2 separate regions of the Homo sapiens genome follow, and region 2 is linked to region 1. A link is a loop called in an ENCODE intact Hi-C map of the cell type or tissue named here. Cell type or tissue: PC-9. All regions are shown on one strand.

Region 1 (4,000 bases):
CAGTAGGAAGGGATGCAAATACCAATGACCAATATTCTCTCTAGTTATATTAGATAAAATAAATATTTTATCAGTTTCATTAGGAGCTAAAAAACAGAAAAACAAATCTACACCTTTGAAAGGGATTACATGTTTGAGTCTAAGTTAGTATTTTGTTTGATTTTCAAATTGAAGGTAAAACAAAACGGGCTTTTGGAAATATCCAAAATTGTTTAAACTTATTAAGTGACCACGAAGGTTCGATGACAATGCATACAATCGGGAGAAAGGAGATGTTAGTGGGGTGAAAAAGGATCTGCAATTATAATAATCTAAAATTTTGAGTATTTTCCAAAAGTTATATTTACAAGCCATGAACTCTATAAATATATGGCAATCAAATTCAGTGACTTTGAAAGAACCGAGGGAACTTGTTTGGATCCAAGAGGATCTAGAGTCTAAAAAATTGATTGAATCTTGCATAGAATTTTTTCAAACAAGAAATTTGGAGTTTAAAGAAATTGGATTTATTGTCTACAATTATAACTGATAGTAACTACTGGCAGAAGCAAGCTACAACCCATTCCCTTTATCCAATGCCATTTGCAGTGTATTAACAGTTCAGCGGACGTTAAAGAATCTGTTAAAAGCTCAAAGGCAGGGAGAAGAATCCGTTGATCCTAGAGCTCTCAAAGAATGACAACTTGGTAAAGCTACTCACCAAATAGCAAATAAAATGAGATGACATATGAAGTTTAGGTTTTGGACATTTTTGGTTCTGGGAGTACCAGAGGAAGAGTAAACTCACTCATTTGCTCTCCTGCTAGTAACTGCACACCTGTTTTCTTTGACAATTTATCTCTTCTCTCCTAATTATCTGTGTAATTTGGCTGGAACTGACGCAACTCTCTGGCATCAAGCATGGTGCTAGACTTGGCAATGGGATTAGCATATTCTCTTAGCTTTTTGTTGTTGTTTTGGGTTGACAACCTGGCTCAGAACCAAGGGCCAATCATCAGAATCACGTTGTATTAACTCTAGTCACTCTTATCAGAATTTTTGGGTAAGAAGGCTTCACACCCCTTTCCCACTGTGGCAGATAAACTATGCAACCAAATCTGAGCCGCTAGTAATATTCCTTGACTTTTTTTTTTTTTTTTTTAGATGGAGTCTTGCTCTGTCACCAGGCTGGAGTGCAGTGGTGCCATCTCAGCTCACTGCAGCCTCCACCTCCCTAGTTCAAGCTATTCTCCTGCCTCAGCCTCCCGAGTAGCTGGGATTACAGGCACTCACAACCACACCCAGCTAATTTATGTATTTTTAGTAGAGACAGGATTTCACCATGTTGGCCAGGATGGTCTTGATCTCCTGACCTCGTGATCCGCCTGCCTCGGCCTCCCAAAGTGCCGGGATTACAGGCGTGAGCCACCACTCGTGGCCGTAATATTCCTTGACTTTATAGAGGGAGTCCATCTACAGAGGGAGAAAATAAACCTAAACTACAGAGGAAATACTAGAAATGGAGAGAAAACGCACCCTTATGAAAATATTTGAGTCTCCTAAATTTATCCAACTTGATCTGAGTTTCTGACATTAACAACCAAAATAATAGACTAAAACAAAGTGTTTATAATATTTTCAAACGTTGTATTAAGCTTCACATCTAATATTTTATTTCCCAAATCGCCTAGAATAAGGATGGGAGTTATATTTACTAAATATTCTACTACTTAGAGATCCGAGTTTCAAGAAAAGAACGAATTATACTTTAAAAGGCAGATGTCAATTAAGTCCACTTCATCTTGACATACTTTAATTAGAAATCTTCGGCTCGTGATGACGTAAGGGAAATTTCTGAGTTTGAAGAGTGCTCATGAGAGCATCTGTTAGGTCTAGGGTGAGGTTCCAGCCCATGCTGAGGTCCGAGGGGAGTGGGTGGATGAACGCCAGATAGCTTCAAGAACACTCACGGGCCATAGGCAGGTGAATACGGTTTCTTCAGCAGCTTACTTCCATTAGCTCTCTCACACTCTGCTCTGTCTCGGCTGCTTGAGCCGGCCATTTCCACGCACAGCTGCGCGGCCAGCTCTCCCTTTTCTTCCGGGTCAGAAGCTTAACTCTTTCCTGGTTCCTGGCTTCCCCCTGCCCGCCTTCAAGACGGACAGCTTTGGCTCGCTCTCTCGTTCTCTGGGCACCAGCGCCATGTTGAGCCATGTTATGCCAAGCCGAGCCAAGCCACGCCCAAGAGCCCCTGCACAGCATCAGCAGGGCAGTTATACCTTTTACAAACAATAGGGGCATAGAGCCAAGTATGAGCTTACAGAAACAGGTTATATAACAAGTAGAGGTGTGTGCCTGTGCACCAGTCCCGCTGAGTCATGCAGGCCGGGATGTCTGCCTCGGCCCATTCCTTGACCAAAGCACATCCGTGTAGCTTACAGCATTCACAGCCTCAGCTGAAAGCTCTGGTTTCTAGCTTCCTTTAAAAAAAAAAAAAAATACTGGGAGTTTTCTTATACAAGTCTCCTAAATGTTTTGTGGTGTATAAGCCAAGCTTCTAGGTAGCTTATCTACCATATTACTAGAAACAGTTCTATGTTCAGCTTTTTACATTTTCTTTGATAATCACATAGATATTTTTAACTCTTAAATTTCCTTTAAGTTGAATATGGTTATTTCAAGTGACTATTATTGCCTGGTAAAAGTTATAGTACATAATACAAAGCTAAACAGTGATTATTGTAACTATTGGCGATTATGAATGGTATGGGGATTTGTCCCAGTGAGATTGTGGCACTTGCTGAATGTACCAAAACACATCATGCCATAACATTATGAATGTTATTTTATTCAACTCAAAAATAAAATATAAGCTCTGGATACAAGTGACTATGGAAAGTGGAATAAAAAACGAAATTCTCTGAACATTCTGGATATATTTGCCTTCTCTTTCCAATTGCCAAAATAAGTCTCGTCTAATCAGTTAATGATAAATTGATCCCTCATTGTCTGTTGGCACTGAGAGCATTCTCCTAAGTATAAGCTAGTATCTCCTTGAAATATGTTCATCACCACAATTAAAATGTAAAATAGACTCACTTTTTAAATGAGGATAATCACCGCCACTTTCACTATACTACCCTGTCCATATCAAGAATATTGCTACTTTTGAGTTATCACTCCCAGATGTTCCAAACGAAGTTTGCTGCAGAGAAAAATTATGAAAAATTCAATCATAGACCTAATTTCTTAAGAAAAATAACAGATTATAGATAACAATTGAATTAGGCCATTAGCAGCTAATAGAGTGATGGTAGAATCAGATAATCTACATTAGTAATAGACAAAAATCATCAACTGAAATCAGGGACGGCAGGATTGATAAGTGACACAGTGTGTGTGTGATTCTGGAGTATGCACAGCGTAGGACTTGGTCAAACAAACAAATGAAAACAGAGGAAGAGAGGTAACCATGAAGGAAAGAATCTTCATAAGGCCTGTATCTCTATAATAACAAGAGGCGTTCTGTCAAGGACACCTCGCAATGAAGAATTATGTCCGTTCTACCAGCAGTCAGAACTATTAGAACTTTTAACCTGGCTTAGATGTTTTAAACATTAAATTTTCACAAGGAAGCCTGAAAATTAAAAACAGATCTGTATTCACCTAGTCCCAGACAGCAGTATTCTCTTCTATTTTCTGAAGGGTTTGTCCCAGTGAGATTTTGGCACTTGCTGAAATCTGCCACTCACTGAAAACTGCTGCTAAAATATATATAAAGCAAGCACTGAAATCTGCCACTAAAATATGTATAGAATCTATAGATTGCTGTAACCTCAAGATGATGATTTAACCCCTCTCTGGCAAGTGGAATATAAGGTCATGTCTTTCCTCGAAATGAGTACCCAAGATTTGTAGGCACTCTGAATAATTCAGGTATCATGTCACAAGTGAAAAAGAAGGTATAAAAATTTAGTTATTATAATTCATTAATTTAGGGCTAATTCTCCCTTGATCAGTC
Region 2 (4,000 bases), 150 kb after region 1:
TATGACTGAAAGCCATGTTTTCTTTCAATCAAATAAGATCTCACATTCTTTTGAGAACCTTCAAACAATGGACTGACTGCGATTCTGTCAGATTAAGTTCAAAATAGCATGTTGCAAGGTAAGAGCTTTTTTTTTCCTCTCTCTCTGCTTTTTCGTTGTTTGCTTGTTTAGTGTGTTCATCCATTTTGTTCATTTCTTTAAGATTTTTTAAATTGTTTTTAAAAATATTTTTAAAACAGTGAAAAATATACTAACAAAGACCACATAGATAAATGTATATACGGCCAGTTTTTAAAACATTTTTAAAAGAGGCAGTGCAGTCAGTTCAGCAACATGTCGCCTGACATCCTTAAGTACACATTGTCAAATTGACCCATACGGTTCCAAATAACACATCATTGACAATCAGCTTCATAAGCATTTAGACATTTTTGAACCATCCATTATTCTTTTGATAACTTATGATGACTTTTTTGTAAGCATCACAATCTATAATTTTCTAAATATATACTCCCATTTTCCCTACCTAAAGATTTTGAACATAAAAGGTCTACTAAAATATTTTAAATAAGCAGATATTTCATTCAAAAAGAAACACAAGAAGAAAAGCTCAAAACAAATGATAAGACTTTCAGTTCTTTATTTATTTTATTTTATTTTTGAGACGGAGTCTCGCTGTTGTTGGTCTGAGCTATAGGGCAATGGCGCGATCTTGGCTCACTGCAACCTCCGCCTCCCAGGTTCCAGCAATTCTCCCGCCTCAGCCTCCCGAGTAGCTGGGATTACAGGCACCTGCCACCACGCCCGGCTAATTTTTGTATTTTTAGTAGCGATGGAGTTTCACCATGTTGGCCAGGCTGGTCTCGAACTCCTGACCTCAGGTGATCCACCAGCCTCGGCCTCCCAAAGTGCTGGGATTACAGCCATGAGCCACTGCACCCAGCCTCAGTTCCTAATTATAAACTGATGAAGTCCCAAATGCTATAACTTCATATCATTTTAATTTTTAGCAATCCATCTAAATTGAAAAGACTATATTGACATTTCCGTGATTTACTAATCGCCAAAAATCATATTGCTTTTGATCCTGAAAAAAAATCAACAGGCCTTGGGATATTGACACAGAAAAAAAATTGTAATTAACGTCCAAATTGTCAAAATTTCTTATGCTCCTCTAGTATCTCAGTGCTCTAAGAATGCCATAATAAATCATTTTGTTTAATGTATCCTTATGAGTTTTTCTAGTGAAGACCGGAAAACCTGCTACACAAATTATAGAAGAGTTATAACACTAATAAATCAGTTTTGTTGGGACTAAAGTTCAGTTCTCAAAAGGTAAGTTAAAGAAGTCCCTTCCAGTGAGACACAATTTGCCAACACCCATAAAAACACAAACTTTCCTTCGAGGATTTAGATATGAATTTAATTACAAAACCTATTTTTCACCTAGGTATTTATTTAACGTGAGTAAGTGAATGTGTATGGACATGTATTTACAACCAATATATAACATTAATTTATGTGTAACATTTATATGTGTATGCATATGAATATATAATTGGTCATATTTAGATTTTAAATCCTTAATAGGTAGAGACTACATTATACATATTATAAGTATTTAATATGTGTGTGATAGAGAAACAAGTAAGTCACAGAGATGGCTGAGAACAGTAACCTCTGATACTCAAATAGATAGAGCATAAATATTTTCACACCTGTGTATTTCCAAAGGCACCTTTATTTCTACTAACTGTCATTTCGTGAGTTCTACTTCATCTTCGTAAAATATATAGTTGGCCTATAATATAGATGTATATTTTTAAAACTTGTAAGTATTACAACCCCACAGAAATCATTATAACTGTCTAATATTTTTTCTAAAAATAGGGCCTACTGTATTTTATATTTTAATAAAACAGATATTTTTCAACTTTTCTCTCTGCTAGTCCTTATCCCCATAATGCCTAATAAAAACTGGCATTTAGATACAGATTGTACATTATGCAGAAGATAACAGATGAGCTTATCAGCTGTTTTACAATTACAAGGGTAAATTTATTGATAAAACTGTGCAACATGAACTAACCTGACTCTTGTCAGTAACATGTGACAATATCAGTTTTCTGACTAGCTACCTGTTTGTAGTGCTCCTTAAACTGCAATGAAACAAATGACTTCTGTAACATTAAAACAATGGGCATTGGTTAAAAGGCTCAGAAACTATTTCTTTTCCACAAACTTACAAAAGGCTTGTTTTAAATTTAGTGTTTTAACCTCAAATATATTTTTCTTACAACTTCTTTAGTAATATTTGCACCAAAATGTACTTATTGTGCCATCTTCAGGGCGTTTTTAGGAAACAGCTCCATGAAGTAAATTAGAAATTACTTTCCTTGGTGGGGTTTTAAATTATTACTTTAAAGCTATAGAAGGTTTTGTTTATGTATAGTTATTTAAAGTTTTAAAATATTAGCTAAAATCTATAAAGCAAAATAATTTAAGCTTTAATGTAGATGAGAATGTAGACATCAAAATGTATATATGTAAATATATACACCTACAGACATACATTTTTTAAAGTTCTTTACAATTTCCAAAGCACTCACATATTATCTTATTTAGTATTTACAGTGTTCCTCTGAGGTGTTACAGCAGAAACTTGTATATCCTTTTAAAAATGAGAAAGCTCTTATTTAAAGACATGAATTACTGTTCAAAGTTTCAAAGACTGAATTATATAGCCAAGATTCAAGACTACATCTTTTTACTACAAGTAAAAAATTATTTCTACTATTATAGTGATATATAATATCCTTAAAATCAATGATGAAAATTATACATAATTTTTAATTACTTTTGTTCAATAATTGTTAAAACATCTATACTGAAAGTTGGAATAATTCCTGGATATGGTGACTATATATCAGAAAATCAGACATTTAAATATGTAGCTCAATTCTTTTATCATTTCTGAACTTTATTTAACTAAGAAATCTATAGTGAAACAAGGACACATTTGACCAATGGAAAATTATGGTAGAATTACACAAATCAATCCACAGATGAATACGATACAAATGAATTGCTCATGTGATAAAACCAGACTATACAGCAAATACAAATCTGCTGTTCTTAGACCACTAAGAAGCCCTAAAGAAAACCAACACGATTCTTTAGCGTCATTTGGGGTAACCATCTATTCTGATTTGCCTGAGACTATAGTAATTACCAGTAGAGCACCTTTTCGCATTCTAATGTGTACCAATTTGAACAACAAATTAACAGATCACTTTCAGTGACATATTTGATCCAATGGTACTAATAATGACCTAAACACAGAATGTAAAATAAGTATGAAAGACATAATGAAAGGATTCACCTTCTTAGAAATCCATTCATTTTACATGCATCTGGAAAACACATTAGAAGACACAGGTTCCAATTATAGCTTTGTGTCTTACCAAGCTGGTGAATTTATGTATCTATCTCTAACAGAAACTCTCCAAGCTTCTGTTTCCTTGTACGAGGATGATAATACCTTTTCCTCAAGGTTTTTGTTAAGTACTAAAATAACCTTGTGAAATCTACTAGAACTATGCCTAGCAGCCAGGACTTTATAAACAAATGTTCATTATTAATCTGTAAGTCTCTTAAGTTCAGAGATATGGCCTGGACATGAAAAATATCCAACCAGTACTTTTATTGAGTAAATTTTAAGTGACAAGGAAGGAATTACCTTAACATGAAGAGATTTTTATAACCTGGTCAAATTCATCTATTATTTAAGATTAACAATTCTCAAAAAATAAACCAACAGAATATGGCCCGCTCTGGTATGGAAGAATAGCCGAAAACTCCACTGGATGCTAATTGACTTTGGGAATTCCTGATTCATGAACTTCTCTAGTGAGAATATCTTTTCCTAGAACTGAAGTTCCTAAACTTAGAGGTTACAAGCCCAGTTTGAAAGCTTGATAGCAGCTACGATTCTGTCCCT

Evidence for each region. Hi-C counts contacts between places; a loop is a spot of excess contacts. Peaks named below come from ENCODE experiments on the same cell type or tissue, not always from the same donor. Only the 100,000 strongest peaks of a DNase experiment are listed, where the experiment ranks them.
Region 2: it touches region 1 in a loop (2.8-fold over the local background); 1 of 110 quality-filtered maps calls a loop at or near these places.

What each region holds. Positions count from the first base shown.
Region 1 is chr4:177,726,808-177,730,807 of GRCh38, reverse strand. LINC01098 (long intergenic non-protein coding RNA 1098) reads right to left here and starts at 2,051. Exons shown (of 6, transcript NR_028342.1): 1 at 1,791-2,051. RefSeq lists an enhancer at 1,725-2,924. In PC-9, no CTCF peak of the experiment used is centred here; a DNase peak (open chromatin) is centred at 2,267; H3K27ac peaks cover 1,110 bases.
Region 2 is chr4:177,578,153-177,582,152 of GRCh38, reverse strand. All of the region lies in intron 1 of AGA-DT (AGA divergent transcript), which reads right to left. LOC124900889 (U7 small nuclear RNA) reads right to left here and starts at 1,294; the gene lies at 1,232-1,294. In PC-9, a CTCF peak has its summit at 2,309 (motif pointing left); no DNase peak of the experiment used is centred here.